Regions from separate parts of the Homo sapiens genome. Here region 1 is linked to region 2. A link is a loop called in an ENCODE intact Hi-C map of the cell type or tissue named here. Cell type or tissue: HepG2. All regions are shown on one strand. Each heading gives the region's core, and the rest is flanking DNA. Links, peaks and the distances in the headings are about the cores only. Region 1 holds the start of MAP2K4 (mitogen-activated protein kinase kinase 4). Region 2 holds the start of MIR744 (microRNA 744).

Region 1 (10,825 bases), core at 2,826-10,825, 61 kb after region 2:
AAGCCTAAGCAACTAAAAGCCACTGGCCTCCTACCACGCAAAATGAGCTGACTACATTCAGGAAGAAAAGGGTTCTCTGGAAGTAGCAGGCAAGTCTTCCCCGCATCCCACTGGAAAAGGGAAGGTAAAACTCACCTTCTACTACAACTGGAGAGGAGGCTGGGAAACAAACAACTTTAAAGCAAAATACCCTGATTGACTGTTACTAGGTAGCAAAAAGAAAGAGGTGAAAAGGAGAGAGAAGAGGTGAACAAAATAGTAATATGGATGGCGAAAGGAGCAAGAAAACAAATTTGTAAGGTATATGAAAAAGAAATCAGTTGGATCTATATGTAAGGTTGTGTTAAAAAAAGTTACATTGCTTAATAAGTGTATAATATATTAAAAATTTTAAGGTATATGTGACTGAGAATGACAGAATGTCGCCAATGATTGCTCTAACACATTAAAAGCTAAGCGCCAGTTTAAGTGTTAAAAAATTCTCAAAACCTGAAATTCTGTCACCAGTACAGAATCTATATAAGTAGCTACAAAGGAGGTGGGAAGGGGATTAAAATGTTCAAAGCATAAGTATAGACTTGTTCTTTGTATCTAATTATGAAGTGACCAGGTGAACGAATTCTGGGGTCTCATCCAAACATCCATCTCTCCACATTATTTCTCACTAAGAAAATACTTGGTAACTCGCCCAGAGTCCACTGACAAGCAAGGTCTAAATTAACTGGAACACACTGGCTCACCTTTTCTTTAGCAATTCTGTAACTTTCTTAACATTATTAAATTAGGGAAGAAGCGTTTTTAGTTAGTCTGTCTAAATCTTTAAGACCTGCAAAAGTCAGAAAGTTAGTGCTTATAGTGCAGATTTGGGAAAGTACCAAATAGCTCCACTAGCTCATACTCAAAGGGTAAGGATGGGCAAAGGGGACAAGCAACAGTCTTGCACAAGAGAAAGATGGTGGGAAGGAAAAATGAGGAAAACTTCCAATATCCTCAACTTTACAAAATGCAAGTTCTTAGTTATGATATAATATTCACTAGTATTCACTCACATATGTTCAATTTTTCTTTTTTTCTTTTTTTTTTTTAGAGACAGGGTCTTGCTGTCGCTCATGCTGGAGTGCAGTGGCATGATCATAGCTCACTGCAGCCTCAAACTCCTGGGCTCAAGCAATCCTCTCATCTCAGCAGGTGCAAGCCACTATGTCTGGCTAACTTTTGGAGTTTTTTGTTTTTTGTTTTTGTAGAGATGGAGTCCCAACATGTTGCCCAGGCTAGTCTCAAACAATCCTCCTGCCTCAGCCTCCCAAAGTTATGGGATTATAGGCATGAGCCATCTCACCTGGCCAATATGTTCAATTTTTGAAGTCTCCCTTGTCTCCGAAATTCTGACTTCCTATTCACTTACTTTAAGTCCTATCTCTGGAGGTACTAGATAATCCGTTGAACCTGTTGATAGTTAACTGGTTACATTTTAAGTCGTGTGTGCCTCACTTTTTTATATCTGGGTGAACTATCTGTACCCTGGGGCTTAATTTGACATGATCCTCCATTTATATTTTCCCCATTACAAGTAGGGGTAAATTTGAGTCTTTTTCATTTTTCCTGGCCCCAGGCAAGTTTAATTAAATCTTAGAATAAATATCAAGAATAATATTTATTTAAGAATTTAAATTCTTAATTCTTGACACTGATGAATCAATATCAAAATGCATAGGACAGAATGCTAGTAAGCCTATAAAAGAAATAAAGCTACATGAGGGTTTTTCCTCCTCCTTTTTCTCTCTACGTATCTCCTACCCTCGTTCCCACATTTGCCCCTCATTCTCACCCTCTTACCTCAATTTTAAGATCTTTTATGTGGCCATAACTTGAAACCTACAATTTACTGTTCTTACCAAATACAGTGAGGTAAGCGGCTGTTTAGGATGTGTAAGTGTTTATAAAAACAAAAAGCAAATGGTGTTCGATAAAGTAAAAAACAAAATGAAGTGTGTTAGGAGACCAGAGTTCTAGTTCCAACTGTGAAACTGAAGTCATTTCACTTGAGTCCTAGTTTTGTCATTTTTAAATAAAGAATATTATCTTAAGGGTTTGAAAACAGTGTGCCTAAATCTAATTTTGCTTGTGTAATGGCCATTATGAGGTTTTGTAGTTATCTCCATTCCCATTCCTCTAGGTTGATAATATAAATCAGAGAGGGTGTGGGGCCGGACATAAGTGGTTTCCTATCTCCTCAGTAGTTGCTTCTGATTCCCTGGACATTCTGGATTTTTGCACTGCTGAAAGTGCATTATGAACTACAATATGAACCCACACTAATGTAAAGAAAATCAGAGCTGCCTTACTGGGTCATGCCCATAAGACCGTGCTACAAAGTCTTTCCTCTGTCACAAGCATGAAGGGTCTATTTGTCTGACACCTTCAAACTTCCAACTTCAAAATTCTGGCATGTGCCTTAAACCACAGCTACCCATAGTATATCATTATGGCTCTAACATGTAAGGCGTTATCTAAACCTACCCTAAATTTGTATTTTCATTGTACTCAGAGCAAGTTCCCCAAGATTTATTTCCTGATGGTTTATTTCTTTCAGATTTCCTTATGTCAACTTTCTGAAACTATCAAAAGGGAGCCACCCTAAGTTAGCAATTCCAGGTTGTTAGAATCATCCACCAGTCAGGAGTTGATAAAATACTCATCAAATCCCTTCCACACTTTTTAAATTCAAGTGTCCTCATAATGCCAGCTCTTTTTCTCTCTTTGGGCAATGACCACCTTATTTATTCTTTGGCCACAAAATTAAATGCCACATTACCTTCTCAAGCCTGTTTAATGAAGCACAGTACACTGAGACAGTAACTTACAATTATGTTCCTTCGGGCAAGTATCTAACTTCTATGAGCCTCAATTTCCTCATTTGTGAAAAATAAAATAATACCCAAAAGAGCTTTGTGATGATTAAATGGGAAAATATATCTAAAATGTCCAACCAAAAGCCTGGACTAAAGCAGGTTATTATTATCACAGGCACTATTATTCCTGTTCTCTCCCTCATGGGAGCAACGATTATGGCACCTTCCCTATCTTTCTGGTGCTCACCAGACCAGCTTAACCTACACAAAACCAGTCTTTCTCCTTTCATTCACAGTCACCTTGAGAGAATTAAAAGGGAAGGACTCCAAACAGCCCTGGAGATCCACACCCCACCCTCTACACCTCTGCCACAACCCTTCCTAGGCACAGCCTGGTATCCTGAGGACTCTAACAACCCCAAAAAGATGGATGCTTCCCCATGACAGGCACATAACCAGATCCCAGGGAAACTGCCAAAATCATCAGGGGAGCTCCTTAATGTCACTGATTTCTTCAGCAAAGCCAGGCAATAAATAGACATAGGCATGTCAGATATATATACATCTGACATATATATATCTCAGATATATATGTCTGGTAACACTTTGCTTGATTCCTCTTTTTTTAAATGTTTGAACAATTTGGTGTCTGTGTGTGTGTGTGTATGTTCAGATATATATGTCTGGCAACACTTTTCTTGATTCCTCGTTTTTCAATGTTTGAGCAATTTTGGGTAAAATGAAATACAATATAGCTCGAAAAAGCTGCTGTGATGTCCATTTTAATCCTCTTTCTCCGTGGTGGAGAATAATGTGTTGTTCTTAAAGAACCAAGCTGCATACAATGTAATTGTTTTCTTCATTCAAAAGGCCCACCTTGAGTTGTGTAAACTACTGGCTAATCATCTCCCTTTCACTGTGTAGCTACAAGCAAGGCCAGTCTTACGACTTGAATACTTTCTATTAATTTAAGTACACATTAAACTCCCAACCTTACCGAGCATGAAGAGACACCTGAAGATTTTCTAGAGTTGGGAGGAAACAGCTAGAAGCTAACCCACATCCACTAGCAAAAATAGTAATTTGCCCAGATTACAAATTTAGCCAGAACGACAACATTTGTTAAATTTTATGACAAATGAGTTCCTTTTATATATAGTGTTAAAAGGATTCTATTACCTTTCAAATCTGCAATGGTTTCCTCTAATTAAAGTCTTCTACTTACTTGGAGATTCCCAATCGAAATGTCTCCAGATTCAAAATGCCACTGTAAACCCTCCAGCAAGTTTAGAACATTGTAACATGAAGTGCACCATTCTTGGAGCACCAAGGCTCCAAAATCATCTCAAAAGGTGGCTGGTTGCTTGGAGCTTCCGCCCCCTGACTGAAACCTAAAATAATCTCTCTCCTCCATTCCTGAATCTGCATCACTTCTGGCAAAGATGCTTCCTTCAGACCTGAATGGCCGAAATGACTTAAAGAGGCTCAGAGAACCATGCAGTAGAGTAGTAAGAGGAGCAAAGGCTACCAGTCACCCAGGTGGTTAAAACCTACCTCTTCCGGAACAAATAAACGTCTACCCCCTCATCTATGAAGGGGACTATGTCCACTTACCTTTAAAGGGTGGTTGTGAGCATCAAATTAGGTAGGAACAGTGAAAAAAGTTGTTAACTGTTACTTTCCCTTTCTTTTTTAAGCCTCAATTAAAGTTTCTCAGGTTGTATCATTGGAGCCATCTGCACTTCCTAGAGACTACAAAGGAGACTGACCTCGATTATGTAGAATGGAGTTAGGATTATGATATCCAGACCCCTAAAAATAAGGAAACTCTATGGGCTCACATCAATCCAGCTTCTCAAATTAGTGAAAGAAGAAAAATTTACGAAAAAAGAAAACGACTCAAAATACAGGGTTAACTAATATCCCATCTTAAACAAGTTTCAGCACACATTCAGGCTAGTAAGGTATTTTAAAGGAAAATGTGAGAAAATATGTATTCTAAAAGTGAGGTGAGATGTTTTTCCACTTTTTTACTTTAATACTAGGGTTGCTCTAATTTTTAAGGGAACATAAGAAGAAATGCAGTCTGAGCTTTGAGGGGGGACTAATTTGCTGAGGTGAACTTGTATGAGGTTATGTTAAACAGTAAAAGAAATGTTATGCAACACACTGGGAAGGGCAAGCAGTTCTGGGGTTTGAAACTCTTCACTGTCTGCACAAATCAGTTCTTTAAAATTAAGATAAAGGTCTCCCATGGTTCTCGAAAACCAGACTAATTAGTAAAAACAGATAAACAAAATCAAAAGCAGGACATTTCATATACATTTTATATTCAAATATTTTTGGGAGAAATAACTACATTGATTTTAAATCTCTTGACTTTTTCTTAACAGATATACTTCATTACATTTTAAAGTACTGGGCGTGTTTTCTAAAGCAGAATCAAGCTATCATCTTTCTACTTAAACTGATACATAAAAATGCTCAGCTAAGGGTAAATAGCTAAGGACTCGACTGGTCACAAAGTTTTCTGTAAATCAGAACTTTAAGAGAATCAGAGGCACCTACAACATATACTTTCTAACTATTTCTTGTAACAAGTATTTTACAAATGGCTCAATGTTTTTCTGAATCAATTATAGATTCTATTCTAACCATTTTAAGAAAACATCTATTGAAAACTGACATTTCTCAGCTAAGCGATCTTTGAAATCTATTACATTTTAAGTGATTAGTAGCTACAGCAGGCAAATAATCATGTCTAATAACAATCTGTATATACTTATAGATATTCTATAATTTTCAAAGCACTTTCACATGCATTAAGAATGTGATTCTTACAATGGCCCTACAGGTTAGGCATTATCCCTATTTTAACAGATGAGAAATTTCTGAACAGAGAGTTGAGAAAAGTTAGGGAATTTCCCTAAAATCTCAGTGTTTGTAAACAGCAGAGCAGTTACCTTAACCATGGTTTTCTGAGTCTAAGTCCAGTGCTCTTTACACTTCAACATCCTTTTGTTTCTTAAACATTACTACATGCTATGGGAACGCTAGCTGCTACAGCTACTACTGGAAAAGGAATCATCCTGCCTATGCAATTTCATTATAGAAGCTGTTGAATTCTCAACTGGCAAGCTCTATTAATCAGAATATGCTATTCTCTAACATGCCAACCATACTATCTAGTACTATTTGCTATACATATCTAAGATTAATTACCTGGTATAACGGGATCTTCTCTTTACAGGATTCACACTAACCCAGCTAAAGTCACGAGGCTTTAGATTTGCCACAAGGGAAAGCCCTAGCCATGGCTAGGAAGGTTCTTGAATGCTACAAGTCAATTCCGTACTTTAGGTTGGCTAAAATTTCTTGGACTAAAGAATAATACTTTTCCACAGAATGAGGCCCTAATATGCAAGAAATTTTCCTATTAAATCTATCTACATTAACAAATTATTGATGAAACATTAAGAATAAAAACATTTCTCAGAGTAGTTAATTTGAGTATTGTTTCCTCTCTCAAATGCAAACTCATCCTAATGCCAAATATACTTTCATAAAACCACTTACCTAACTTGGCAAACAGATCTACATTTTGTTAGCTTTAGTCATCAAAGAACCAAAGCCTAAGAACTACTCAACGTATAAAGGTTGGGTGTGTTTGTGAATGAACATGAAAAAAAAATGAGTCAGAATGAGTGAAGACACTCAAATCTTTTGAGTAATAACAAAATTAGCAGCTATTCCCTATTATCTGAGGGACAGTGGCAAAAATGGCCAGATTAGAAGCCATAACTGTTAGCATAAACATGCAACCAAAGCTACGTCTGTTGATTACTCTTATAATCAAATTCACTATAAATCCCATTCCAACCATCTACCCATCCCCTATGAAAAAAATGAGTAGAGCAAATTGATAGCTAGACTTCTGTTTCATATCGTTCACATTGTAATTCATTTGAGAGTCCTCAGATCCAGAAAAAAACAGATCCGGAGTTTGAAGTAGAATAAAATCTCATCTAGGATACTCTGAAAGGACTGCTCAATAATGAAAAGTGGGGAAATCAACAGGTTAGAGAGAACAGTGGGACCTAGTAATATGAACTAAAGAAATTGTGTGGTAAATAATGAGAGGTTAGGGACTCATTTACCAATAGTAAAAGGGACCATTAATGAGACCATAACAATATTGTCGCTACTAACAATGATGGCTAATGTGTATTGCATCCTTACTACATGTCAGGTCCCAGGCTTACATGCATTCTCAAAGCCACCGGGGAGGTAAGCGTTATTCCCACTTTCCAAGTGAGAAACTGAGGCTTCGAAAGGCCAAGTTCATTGCCCCTGGTCACAAAACGCATATCTGAATCCTGGCCAAGAGATTCAAACCCAGAACTCCAGAGCTCTGGTTCTTAAGCAGTATATTAAGAAAGCAATATTGGCCAGCCTGGACCACTCTTGGGCCATAAACATGAAGCCATGAAAAAGTATTCAAGGTTATCCAGTGCCCACCACAGTGCTTACCACATAAGAGGATGTCCAATGTCTACTGCATGAAACATTCCTTATGTTCCACAACTGAATCCTGCTGTTTCAGAGAGCATGGTCATTAACAACTCCCAGAAAGGAAGTTTTTTGAGTGGCAAGTATAATTAGATTGGGGGAGAAGGAATGGAAGTACATCAAACATCTTCTAAGGCCCACTCTGTGAAGTCTGATCTAAAGCAAAAGAAGACCCTTGGCAGATGAAGTACAGTATGGGAGGTGTGACTCCCATACAATTGGATGGGAATCTTTCTTTTTGGGTTCTTATAAGATTTCCTCTTCAAGGGCCTCACAATTAAGATACAGAACAAAACAAACCAAAAAGAAGGATCCTAAATTGCTGCTTAAGTTCAAGCTTTATAACAGACTGTTCTAGACAACATCCTGAGAATATCAAGCACTTCATTCTGACTAATGAAAAAAGTTTCAAGAACAAGATATAACACATTCCTGAATCAATCAAGACTAGACACAATATTGATAAAAAAGAAAATTCGGCAATAATTCATAGAGAGGTCTTAGGTCCTTTTTCCTTCTAAAATGGGTTCTGCTTATTAGAAAGTTTAGTTAACTGGGTATCAACATACAAGGGCTGAGGAGAACGGACAGCATCAGAAAAAGTCCTAACCACTGCCTTAGGAGTTCCTAGAACACTCCAAGCTCTTCCCTGCTTTGGAACCTTCATACACACAGTTCCTCTGCCTAGAACCGTCTTCAGGTAAAAGAGGGTTAGCTTTCCAGACAAGCCTTCTCTGACCATCTTATCAAGCGGACTGCCCTCTATTATCTTCTATCACAAAACCCAGCTTGTTACCTTTATTACTTTTCCAACTAGTAATTTTTCATGTTTAGCTAAATAGCCTTCCCTCCCCCATCTTCACAGGGGGATAACCTCCATGAGGACAGTTAGAGATGTTCAATTCTCTATAAACTCAGCATGAGCGTTTTATGCAGATGCTCAATAAATATTTTTTGAACCAAAAAAACACACTGTATCCAGCTATTTCAAACTGTCAGCCTCCCCACCAATAAAACAAACAAACAAATCACCTTGTTTTTATAAGCTTTGTAAGTCACCCATCTGGAACAAGAAATACAATCCTAAATTGTCATTTTGCCATTTCATTTCGCCCCAACCACCACCACCTAAATTGTAAAGCTGTACAGTCAGGAAGTCAATCTTATACTTCATCAGTATAATGTGCTGTGCAACACAGTGGGCATCCAATAACTAATTCAATTTGAATGAATTATCTGAGGGCCTGCACAGAAAGTGTCCTCTAAGCTCTGACATCATCCTGTCTATATATCTATCACTGGTTTTTATGTATATTAAAATTATTTCATGGGGAGGGTGACAGGGATGTAAAGATAAATAAAATCCTGTCTCTTCTTTCTGAATTATGGCATGCTCTATAAACATGAACTATTCAATAAATGTCTGTTGAACCTAACTAAATGCTAGAAGCCCTTTAAGAGGAATGGAATCAAAAAGTAACCATGGTCACACTGACTACCAAGGGTACCCCAACCCTTATTCTGTTAATAATTCAACACAAGCAGTTTGCTAAAGTTGTCAAGAGAGTTCTGAGATTCCCTGTTTTAAAAATAGCATTACTACTCAAAATTCCCCAGTAAATTTAAGGAAATGGTCCCTAACAGGCTCGGGCCTGGCCTGGTATTTTCACAACACCCCCTGTCAAAAGCCATACACAGCTAATAAGCATTCCCAGTGGGGAAAGTCATTAATTAGCAGAGCTGCCTCAAATGTCCAGACACTACAGTATCACTTTGACCCCTGTCTATTTCCTGTATCTCTCCATTTAAACCAAATTAAGTCTTCTTTTTTTTTTTTTTTTTTTTTCTTCCTGCACGCAATGCTAACACAGAAATCCCTGGCCTGGAACAAAATGCCTCTCCCAGGCCAATGCAGCCTACCTACCTTACAGGTGGCACAGGCCTGGGCAACCCGCCCCCCACCCCCATCCCTTCCAGCGCACAGAAACCCTGCAAAAGTTTGAAAACGCAGGTTCCAAGAGGCCCCCGTAGCCCGAGGTCAGCTCGGTGGTCCGGCTCCAGCTGTGCCCGGCGACAGCCAAGATGGCCCTGAGCGGGGCCCACTGCGGCGGCGGGGCCGAGGGGCGCCGGCCGGGGCCGCTGTCTTCGCCGCCTACCTGAGCGGCGTCAGGGACCAGGGGGCAGGCCCGACGCCCCTCCCGCTCCGCCGCAGCCCCGAGCCGGCGCGTTCCCGGAAACGGGGGCCGGGCGGGCGCCAGGTAAGCGGCGGGGGCGATGGGGACGGCCGCGGGGGCGGTCCCGGACCAGGTGGGCCCTGCGGGCCTGCTGAGAGCCCGGTAGGGCCCAGGGGCCAAGCGCAGGCAGAGGCCGCGGCCGGGGCCTATGCGGGCCGGAGCCCGGATCCAAGCCGGGCCGGAGGCGGCCGGGAGCGGGGCGGGAAGCCGGGGAGGGAGAGAGGGAGAAGCCGGCGGCTGCCGTGGCTTCCTCAGCCGGGTCCGGGGGCGTCCGCTGGGGCAGGCCGCGACGACGCGGGTTGCCGCGCTAGGGGGCTGGGATCTCGGCGCGGCCGCGTTCCTTACCCTGCATGCTGCTGACGGCCGGGTGGCCTGGCGCCGGGGACCCTACGGGGCCGGGGGTGCCGCTGCCGCTGCCGCCCCCGGAGCCGCCGCCGCCGCTCGGGCTCGGAGCCGCCATTGTTGGGAGTGAAGAGCCGAGCGGCGCCGCGGCGGCTGCAATGCAGCAAGCTCGGCCTCTCGCACGGCCGAGGGGCGAGGCTTACCCCCGCCTTGGCCCCGCCTCCGACACGCCCCGGACACGCCTCCTGACACGCCCCCGCCAGAGCCCGACGCGCAGCCCGGGCCAGATGCTGAGCTGCAGAACCGCCCGGCTCTGGGTGCGCGACCTGTGAAGCAGACAGCTGTCTTGGACCAGGGCTGCGGGCCCGCGGGGCCTAAAGTGGTTTGCAGAATTAAAGGTGGGCCTGCATTTGTGCGGAAAGAAGGTACGCAGCTTTCATCATTCCCATGGAGGTCTGTGACTCCCAAAAGTCCACTTTGTTGGAATCTCAGAACCCCAAATCAGAATAGTAAAGCTGAAAAGGATCCCAGGGATCCCTTTCTCCTCCAGTCGCTAACACATCACTTCCAGAAGGGAGTTACCTAGAGCTATGGTTACAGTCTGGAACTCCTCTTAAGCCCAATACCCCAACCCTCTACACTTCTCTGAGGGGAAAGGGGAGTCCCAAGGGGAACTAACCAAAGTGCTGTCCATGGACCCATCCCAAAACTACTGAATTAGAGGTTACATTTTAATAATACCACCAGGTAATTTGTATGCCCATTAAATTTGAGAAGCATATATTTAAGCACTCGACACTTCCCAGCCTCCTGAAATATGCTATCTAC
Region 2 (10,895 bases), core at 1,613-9,612:
ATCCAAACCCTACCAAATCCATCTCTCACATACAATTTGTTGGTGCTCATCAGGGATGAATGACTAGCAATAAAACTAACATCGGTAAGTATGAAAAACTTTAAAGCAGACTATGACACATTGTTATCATGAAAAGGGACAAGAGGAACGAATAAAACTAAACTCGCTTAAGGACTGGAGTGGAAGAGCAAAGAAAAAGAAGCAAATAAGAGGATGGACAGAAACAGGCAGTATATACTGTCAAGGAAAACTAATTTATTCCCTTCTTACTCAGATATTATGCCTCAATCCCATCATAATGGTGACTTTTTGTTTGTTTGTTTATTTCCCTTCATTTTCTAAATTTGTTTTCATGGGTGGGAAGAGACAGGGAGAAGGGATAGTGGGAAAGCGCATGATGATGAAGTGATTGCTATTAAGGGGTAAGGTTAGGAAGACTCAAGTGTGGCAAAGGAAGGCAGGCTGACAACGCAAAGGCTAAGGATGGAGTTGCAGACGAGGCAAAATAAAGGCTCACGTTGTAGTTCCTAAGAAGCAGGTCACCAAGTAGCATTGTGCCTAGATGCTCAATAAATACCTGGCTGATTCTGATAGTGGTCCTTGCCAGTCACCCTGATTCAGAGTTAACCCTTACATCTCCATGTTAGGGTGCTCAAAGATATCTCAGTTACTAGAGAGGTCAGCACACACCTTATCCCAAAGCACCAGGGCCTGCCTTGAAATGACCCATTCTGTGACTGCCGGTGTCCTGATGTGACAACTACTGATTCTCCCAAATAACCCAGTTTTCCTTCCTACCAAGTTAAGCTCTTGAACAATGTATGTGAAGAGGCACTCTGGGTTACCTGATCCCATTCCTGCAGGGAGAAAGGGAAAATAATAGGTCATTATATACTCAAAAGACTCAAGAGTAAAAAAGGATCGGATGACAAGTCATATATGCACTTCATAAACAGAAGTTCTACGGAGGACATGACAGATGTCAGTTCCTAGGATCTGAACATTCTAGGCAAAAAGGATATGAGTCATCAGCAAACATGTAAGGAATCAAGAACTGAGGAGTCCAGAAAATGACTTTAGAAAGCAGTGGTGCCACAGACACACTTGAAAACAGCAACATAATCAAATAAACTTACAAAATGGCTATCAATTCTAACTGATGCTATTTTTGTTTTGTTTTAAAATGGAGACAATGCATGGAGGAATGAGATGTGAGGAGCATAAGAAATGGGAAAACTGACATGGAAGGACATGACCATCAGTCCTGGCAGATCTCTAAATTCTCACATGACAAATTCTTGTCAGGTGTTTGTATGGCTCAGCTGAGTGTCCGAGAGGGCAGTATAAAAAGACAGTAAGAGCAGAGTAGGAGATACATCTCCCTGCTGCACAGGTACACCTGTAGCTGCTTAGAGAAGTTAGGAATAGGTAGAGTATTCCAAAGTAAAAGACAGGTGAGTTCCTGGATCAGAAATTAGGACTCAGACACAATGAAACTCAGCAAGGTAACGAATTCAATCATTAGAGGAAATCAGTGTAGGGCTTTAGAGATTCTTCCAGGCACCAATTAAAACAAATAGACACAAGATAAAATAATGCAAGCTACTAGTAATTTGGCCATTAGCAAGGCAAAGCATCATTTCCAATTTACCACCAACCAAAATCAGAATACCAGAAGGCATTTACTCTTCAGCAATCTATGTGGAATCTGCTATAACTAGGTTAGCTAAAACCCATACTTCAGTGCAGGGGGCTTGTTCCCCTACATAAGCACCTACTATCATCTAAGGTTACCAAAAGAATCTGTATTCTGAGCCAGGCAGGGTGGCTCCCACCTGTAATCCCAGCACTTTAGGAGGCCGAGGCAGGTGGATCAGGAGGTCAGGAGATCGAAACCATCCTGGCTAACACGGTGAAACCCCGTCTCTACTAAAAATACAAAAAAATTAGCCAGGCGTGGTGGCGTGCGCCTGTAGTCCCAGCTGCTGGGGAGGCTGAGGTAGGAGAATGGCGTGAACCCGGGAGGCGGAGCTTGCAGTGAGCCAAGATCATGCCACTGCACTCCAGCCTGGGTGACAGAGCGAGACTCTGTCTCAAAAAAAAAAAAAAAAAAGAATCTGTATTCTGTATTTCAAGTAATTGCCAATTGTCCTGTCCAATTATATGATGGCTAAAACCACCACACCCAAGACAAGAAGCAAATCAAAAGCTCCCTATGATGACAGTTGTCCACCTTTTGTACCAGGTAGATATTAGTAAATATTTAATTACCCATGCAGAAATCCTAGAACTAGTACATGAGCAAACACAGCACATGGGACCTCCTCTCCACAGAAAATAAAGAGTGATATAGCAAAGGTTCAGCATTAAAAATCAAAAGAAGAAAAGAACAAAGATTATCTTAATCTTTTACATATTATATATAATATATTTAATATATATTATATATTATATATTTAATATATATTATATATTAGATATAATTTAATATATATTATATATTACATACATATTATAGATAATATATTAAATATTGTATATTTAATATTATATTTAATATTGTATAATATTTAATATATATTATATGTAATATATTATATATAATTTATATATAATATTACAACACAGTTGTAATATTTTGAAAACGCATCCAGTTTCTGTGATCTACAAACACCAATACTGCTATGCCATAAACATACCCTTCATTGTTCATTAAGTAATCCCTGCTAAAGATCCCTCTTAAGGTTACTGTCATTAATGTGAAGGGGAATCCACTGCTAGTCAATGATTGACATCAGATCAACCAAAGTCAGTGATGTAGAGGATAGGAGAGCAAGGATCACACTCCTCCAGTGTCCCTACTATTCTGAACCCTACAAATATGCTGCTTTCCCAGCAAAAATGTCCAGAATTCAGTTGTAATACAAAGTTGGAAAATCCTAGAAACCAAAGTTGGAAAATCCTAGAAACCATAGCAGCACATCAATATCCTATCACCTTCCTCTGGGCTGCAGAAAATCTTAGGTATTCTTATTTTCCTAATTTGTGGTACGAGTTCCTCCTTATCAGCTAGAGTCTTCTAAATAGATCACACACGAAAATGGCCATGATATCTCACAAAGCCATCATTAATAAGGTCAAAGCAGATGGCAACATTAACCAAAACAAACAGCAAAAGAAGCAAGCAAATTATCTAGAATGCTGATCACAGATGTAAATCTTTCTTTCCTGTGAAAAAATAAGTGTCTGTTAAGTCAATTATTTTAAATTGTGAAAGCATATATGATTTTACTACGGGCAGAAGAAAGAATGCTAATTCTTAATTGCAAAAATCATTCAAGTCTTTTAAAATCAATTTAATAAACTCTCAGTTGTATCTTAGCCCCATTAATTAATTAATTAATTAATAGTAATACCCCATTCTTCTCACTGGGGATACTGAGATCCACTTAATTCCTTTTACCTTACCTTCTGCTACGTATTATCAGAGCACCTGGGAGTTCAGTTCCAAAAGCATGTGTTATATTACATTATGGGAAGAGCTGCCCTGAGGACCAAGTTAATGGAACAAGTTTGACATGCCTTGGTAAGAGTGGTATCATCTTCTTCCTCTTTACTAACCACATCATCCACATTTAAAGAAACAATGTCAATCTTAGCACTGAAATTTTTAAGGGTCTGAAGACCATAAATGACAGATCATCATTTCAGTACTTACGACAATAAAGTGAGGTAACAATAGAAATCTGACATATACAACAAATTTCAGAGGCATAGCCATAAGATGACAAAGAATGATAGAAAATATGCAGGAAATATATCACATACTGGTTCAAATGACACCCACGCAGAGTGAGGTATGGTAAGACAGGTTTTTGGCTGGGCGTGGTAGCTCTCACCTGTAATCCCAGCACTTTTGGGAGGCTGAGGCGGGCAGATCACCTGAAGTCAGTAGTTCAAGACCAGCCTAGCCAACATGGTGAAACCCCGCCTCTACTAATAATACAAAAATTGGCCGGGTGTGGTGGTGCGTGCCTTTAGTCCCAGCTACTTGGGAGGCTGAGGCAGGAGAATCACTTGAACCCAGGAGGCAGAGGTTGCAGTGAGCCAAGATTGTGCCACTGCACTCCAGCCTGGGCGACGCAGTGAAACTGTCTCAAAAACAAAACAAAACAAAACAAAACAAAACAAAACAAAAAACAGGTTTTTCTCCAGATAACTATGTAAGTTGGGATTTAGTCCAATGTCAAAATTCATTCAGTTTAACCAAGTGATGGTAGAAGGTTTCAGAAACCAGATCTTTAGAATGTTCAAAAACATATAATGATTGACTAAAATTCACCTAGAGCAACCATTTCCAAACTGTCTTAATTGTACCCCTATTAATTCCTCAGAGCTGGTGCCCCAAGGGCTTCCAATATGGCTGCAGGTAGAGTCTGCTTCCCACCCTCACATAACCCCGAACAGTACTGATTTTGGCTGTTTTATTTCTTGGGTTGCACATCCAATTCTGTTAATGGAACAAACTCACAGTCTGAAAAACATTAACTTGGAGTGACAGCAAAACAAGCACACATGTATACTGGGAATTCCAACCCCATCTACATAAGCAACCTGAGTTCAAAATCAAGGCTGCCTAGAGGCCAGCCCTGCCACACCCCTTGAATATGTCTCCTCCTGGAAATGCTCTACTTACACTTTTCATATGACCACCACAGCTTTTAAGCAATATTAGGAAGCATAAAAGAATACAGCTCAATCACAGATGCCTTAAGTAAGTCACATGATCTGACCGAACGACGGCCTAAGATATTAGACTACAGTCTCAATTCTAAACAAAAGAGCCATGACATCTGCATCCCATAGGTGATTTGGATAATCAAATATGATCACTGCGGCCCTTTGGAAGTGAATAAAATGGCCTAACAAAGCACTCTATGCCATCAAAAAGGAACTTTTCCAATTGAAGGCCATCCCAGTATCATTCTAGTGCTTTCAGAACATGCAAGACCAATGTTTAAACACTAAAATGAACCTCCTCAAATCATTATTCATCATCATAATCCCCACTGAAATAATTTGGTAATGGAACTTTTGACAGAAGTGGCATGGTCTCTCCAGTGGCAGGAAAACAAGCCAAGCCATACTTTTCTGATACCTGACTTCCCATACTCACCATACTATCTACACCAGGGAGGCCTACTCAACCAGCAGATTAAAGTTCCGTTCTACTCAGGGAACAGCTGAGCTGTGGGCTGCTGATACTGTCAGCAGAGGGCTCTAGTCCTTACTATCAAGCATCAGGATTAGGCTGGGTCTCAACTCCAGGTCAAGGACACTAAAGTCAAAATCCAAATAATCAAGGAGAGGCAGGATTGCAGGAATCAAAATCAGGTTAACAGGCCAGAATCAGCAAGACTCACATCAATGAAACAGTAGAGGTGAAAGGGTAGAGCTGAGGTTCAAAAGAACAAGACAAGTTAGGCAGATCTCCAACAGAAAGAAAATACTTGAAACTCTTGCATACCAGGTCACATTGCTAACTCAGTCCGGCCTATGCACCTACCCTCAAACAACAGATCTGTTTTTCCTGATTAACCCAGATAATTTCTCAAGCAGAAGACTGAAAAGTCATCATAATGATCCACAATGACAAATTTAACATGACACATTCTTATTCCCACCTACCTGCTCAATATTATTCAGTTCTTCAATGAGATGACAGCTTTATTACAGTATTAACCCTTCACACAACAATTCAGATTCCACTGCCTGCCATCATCTTTAGTGACAGGTACTTCAGTCCTTATACTCCCTCTCATTTTCATTCTTACTTTTTCACGTTTCTTTGGTTTTTCGCACATATTCTACAAACATGAAAAGGGCATGCATACCTTCAAGAAGTCAATCTGGACATGAGTCTGCTAGAAAACAACAGGGAAGCTGGTACTCTAGGCATGCAGGATTTTTTACACTGCAGGCAGAGTCAGGTGGAGAATATACTGTCAGGCATCAGAGGCTTACAGTCATTCTTCCCTCTGTCAGCCATCTGAGCTTGTAAGCCCATGGTCTAAGCTGTGACATTTCATTTACTCTCTTTTCTCCTGTGTCCCTAGATTTTCTGTGGCATCCTGATTCTGACTGATGATGCTAGGTGTTTCTCCCAGATCTGAATTACCCTAGCTCAGAAACCTAATCCTAACTGCCTCTTCAAACATTTGGTCTGAACTCTGGGCTTTACCCCGCTACATTTAACCAGAGAGCTGGTTAACATATAGATGAGGTACTCCTCATCTATATGTTAATTGATGTGTTGTATTGCCATCCTCTCCCATTTCCACCTGCCAGAGAGCTGAGCAGGCACCTACTTTATGTAGAGGACAGTGACTGTTCATGTCTAATGTTTTCATTCAGTGGTTACCCCACCACCGTGCAAAACAGGACACTAAATAAATGTTATTTGTAAAGGATACTGATCACAGTTAGAAGTAAATCCCTGGTAAGAGTTGAAGGTTGTTCTCCCTGAGCTTTAAGAAACCCCAGAGGCAACACTGGCTTTGCCCTAGGCAGCCCTAAGACTAGTCATTCAGGCACAAGTATACAAATTACTCCCACTCACAGGAGAGCAAGACCCTTTTCCCAAGCACGTGCAATTAAAACTAAAGGGTAAACCATGTTCACATCTTAGGTCCTAATGCAGAAACTCACCGATAGCTTGGGAGACTGTCCTCAAACCAAACATCAAAAAATTGTTTTAAGTATAACTCTTACAATGTTACCTCACTAAATCTGATTATATCAAAACTGATTTTTAGATTAAGTCTTTGGGGTAATTAACTCTGGTTACTAAGAAGTCACCTTTTTCAAATATTTCTTATATATGGCAAAATAAATTTGGGGAAGGAATTCCTCAGAACTAAAAATGAGGAATAATACAAAGAAAAAAATCAAGCTAATATCACAGTTCACTTTTCTACAGATATTGCAAGTAAATCTTAAGGATCATTTCCAGCTTAACATCTAATAATGCAATCCTTCTTTATTCTCAAAGTGTGTATTAAGATGTTAGCACAGAGTTACTTCAAGCGTGTTTCTCATTTCACCAACAGCAATGGAAAGCTCTCAGCTGTGTGAACCACCGTCTCATGGTTCCTTTAAAACCGTAAAGTCTCAAATCAAACACCTCCTTAATCATACATTGATTCTGTATATTTGTGCCTGTCAATCCAGTCAATGTACCTAAATGAGGAATGAATGAACTCTCTCAAGTGTGATGAAAGACTATTCTTCTTTGAAGAAACCAATAATAAATGCATTCTTTAATTCAGAGATGGCATACATCTGTCATCAATTGGTATCAAATTTTAATGCATATTAATGCAAAAACACTTATTCTTCCAGTATTAATGAAGTCATGGAATCCAAAGGTACTCCTCAACTATATGTTAATTGATGTGTTGTACTGCCATCCTCTCCCATCCCCAACTGCTATGCTTGTTCAAGAATTCGAGATGGTAAACGAAGCTAGGTAGTACCATGTGGTGGGTATACATGTGACAGCAACCAGTTTGTAGGTCTCATGACTGCCTTGAAAGTTCTTCAAGTACAGCTGGGATTTTTAATAGCATCCCAACTGGAACTGTCACAGTAGCCAGTAGCCACTGATAATGTAACATTACAAATGATGGACAACAATTTCCTATTTTCATTCTTGAATTCCTACAAAACTTGAGTAAGCATTATACAACCCAAAATATTATCAAATTAATCAGTGAGAAAAACTTTTAAGTGTCAAAAGGAAGTACCCTCTTTACCTTTATGACCTTTTTAACAATGGCTAAAATCAATCCATATTACTAAAATGTTTAATAATGTTCATCAACAAAGTTGAAGCACACATAACACAAACTGTAAAAAGCAGGAAATAATTTTTTAAAATTACTTTCCCTAGTACCTGAAAGAAAAGTTTACAACTTTAACTATATAGGAAACCTTTCCCTTAAGATCCAGCCAACTAAAACTGGATGTCACACACAGGTAGCACAAAGGGACAACACAACATTCATCCAGGAGTCTAAATAAAATGACTCTTTCCACTTACACTGCAGTGGCACAAAATAGGAATACAGAAATCATTTCACATTCCAATAAAACATTTTATTTTAACACATAATGCAGAGTTCTTCACCTGTGCATCTTTAGAGGTCTACGGTTTGTATACAAAATGTTGTGTATATACACCTGCCTATGAAAAGTCTATAGTTCTCACCACATTTTAAAAATACAGCCAAAAACAATGTTAGGAACCCATAGAGAGAATCATAAAAATTTTCCCTACCACTAATTTAACATTACTTTCATATGACCCAGCAAAAAGAAATGCTCAACAGTGAAGGATACTAAAATAGTTACAGTAAGGTTTGGCTCACAACAGACTTCTACACAGAAAGCATTTTATTTTAATTTAAATTCATTCTCAAATGTCAAGAAAAAACTAAGGACTCTTATCAACCACTCTGACAAACTCTCAAAATAGGACACTAATAGGAAGATGATTAGCTTGGACTATATGCAAATCCATTCTGAATTCTTGTAAACTGAAACATTTTTGTTCCCATAGGAATTTTAAGCTCAGAGAGGGTATGGCCACAGCTAGCTTTTTTTCCTTTGTTTTTGCAAGTTGTTCCCCCTGTTGCTGATTTTCCTGAAATATCTTACATACAGCAAAGATTTGTTAAACATCTAAACAAACAAATGAATAAATTACAATTACATGAAACTAGGAGTCAGATGGAAACCACCAGTTCTTTACAGGTACCAGCATAAGCTTGCCAGGTATTGTCTATGGATCAAATCTCTGTTTCTGGCCATTTTTTTTTTTTAATGAACATATTAAGTGGCACGACACAATAAGGACAAAATGTGACAACATTATCACAAGGTATGCATTTCAGTACAACTTTAAAACCAGGGAACAGGGCAGTACTGAGTAGAGATGAAATAAACAAACAGAAGCCGAGCCGGTCAGGACCGAGTAAGGTTGAGGTTAGTGGCAACAGCATGTGCGTGGTTTCCAGGAAACCTTCAGTAAGACTGCTGTTAGCCCTAGCCCCGCACCTTGCCCAACCCAGTGTGCTGCGTCTTCTTCCAGCTCCCGCCTGGCTCAGTGCAGCACTGCCCTGCTCCCAGGGGTGCAGCCGCCCAGCCTGAACTCACCTTGGCAGTAGAAGGGCCTGAAGTTTAAAACATGTTAATGCATCATGCCAAAAATGCAATCAACATGCACACTTCATACACTCATGTTTCCAAAGAGATAGAAAATGTGCCACCAATAAGAAACCTCTACACAGAACACCCTCAAAGGAGTTGGAGAAACAATTTTTTAAACACCCACATTTACCACAAAAGTAGGAACACAACAACAGTGGTATTACTGCACCATGAAATTTCACCTAATGGATTAAAGTACCAAAAATAATCATGGCATCACCTACTTTAACTGCCATTATTTGCCCACTTGGTTTGTGGACCATTTTGTTGACAGAACCATAAGCTCCTCGTCCAATTTCTCCAAGGTCTTTCAAGTCCTCTGCAGTGAAATCCCAGTGTTGTTCAGGGGAGATCTTCAGTTTTCCTGATGACTCAATGCTGTGTGTTCTCAGTCTCTCTCTGTTAAAATATTGGGAAGCAATTTTTCCACATTTTAAATAGGTTTTAACTTTTTTCTTTTAGTACTGATTAATGTGTGGGAAAAATGTTTTCTAAATTACTAAAATAGTCTGACCTCCAGGTTTTTGAAGTTTTTCATTTGTGTCATCCTGGTTTTTTACACACTGGATTAAGAATGATCTAGATTTAGGTAGTCAATAGACACAGCTTCAACGGGATTCATAAAAACAAATTGCCAAGAAGATTTTTAAAAATTCCCATTTATTGATTAAACTAATTCTGCAGATCAGTTTTCATTTCTAAATATAAGATCTTATTCAAACTTGGATGATGGTTTATCCAAACAGCATTATCAAGTGAGAATCCCAAGAGCTGCAAACCTTATTGCGAAAAAGTTCTTACCCTATCTTACCCAACATTAGTTATTCCAGTGCCTCAATCTTCAGTTAGTACAACTATTCCCAAGGTTTGCTGTACCTTACAATCACCTGGGGGAGATTTTAAAAATCTCAATGCCCAGGTATCGTCCCATAGCAATTACATCTGAATTATCCAGGGACAGGAGTCAGAAAACAGTATTTTTAAAGACCCCCAGATGATTCCAGTAATGTTTGGGAACTAGTGCCTTAGTATACTGTCCTGTTCTTGTTAATACCATCCTGAGGTGGGAGAACAGTTAACTGAATAGCTAGCTGGCTCTAAGAGGAAAATTGCCATGTGCTATTCAAAATTGAAATTTTCAGCCCTCGTTCGATAAAGCAATGGGATAAAAAATGAGTGGCTCGTAGACAAAAGAGCTCACTCATTACATATTTCCATTAAATAAAAAATCATCTCCAAAATCTCAACCTGGAGATCAAAGTATTAATAACTTCTAACCATGCTTTGTAAAAAAGTAAATCCAATGAAAAATGTAAAATCAATCTGTTTCTCTCTCTTGCTCTCTCTCACACACACACCAAACCCCAATGTGTAGGAACAAACTATCAACCATACACACAATGAAAGAATTCATTAAATATCAACTACATTTTTCAGTTTCATACTAAATGATCAGGATCTCTTTTAAACTCTGATCCTATGATGCAAACAAGCAAAGTTTATGTGCTTGGTCATTATTTTTCTTCTTCCAAAATTTAGGAAAGTTTTCTCCAATTAGTAGAATGGTTTTCTGTAGCAACCTTTAAGGTTCCCAAAAAACTTAGAACTTTAAAATCTACCCCCAC

Evidence for each region. Peaks named below come from ENCODE experiments on the same cell type or tissue, not always from the same donor. Only the 100,000 strongest peaks of a DNase experiment are listed, where the experiment ranks them.
Region 1: a loop joins it to region 2, with 2.3 times the contacts of the local background. A loop is called at or near these places in 4 of 110 quality-filtered maps.

The regions. Positions count from the first base shown.
Region 1 is chr17:12,020,177-12,031,001 of GRCh38, reverse strand. MAP2K4 (mitogen-activated protein kinase kinase 4) reads right to left here and starts at 10,125. Exons shown (of 11, transcript NM_003010.4): 1 at 10,001-10,125. The coding sequence starts at 10,115. It also overlaps a transcript of ZNF18 not described here. RefSeq lists a silencer at 9,409-10,288 and an enhancer at 9,825-10,325. In HepG2, for the core only: no CTCF peak of the experiment used is centred there; DNase peaks (open chromatin) are centred at 6,471 and 10,221; H3K4me3 peaks cover 2,270 bases; H3K27me3 peaks cover 485 bases.
Region 2 is chr17:12,080,130-12,091,024 of GRCh38, reverse strand. MAP2K4 (mitogen-activated protein kinase kinase 4) reads right to left here. Exons shown (of 11, transcript NM_003010.4): 3 at 9,495-9,669. It overlaps MIR744 (microRNA 744), which reads right to left and starts at 9,126; the gene lies at 9,029-9,126. In HepG2, for the core only: a CTCF peak has its summit at 5,279 (motif pointing right); DNase peaks (open chromatin) are centred at 2,794 and 5,294.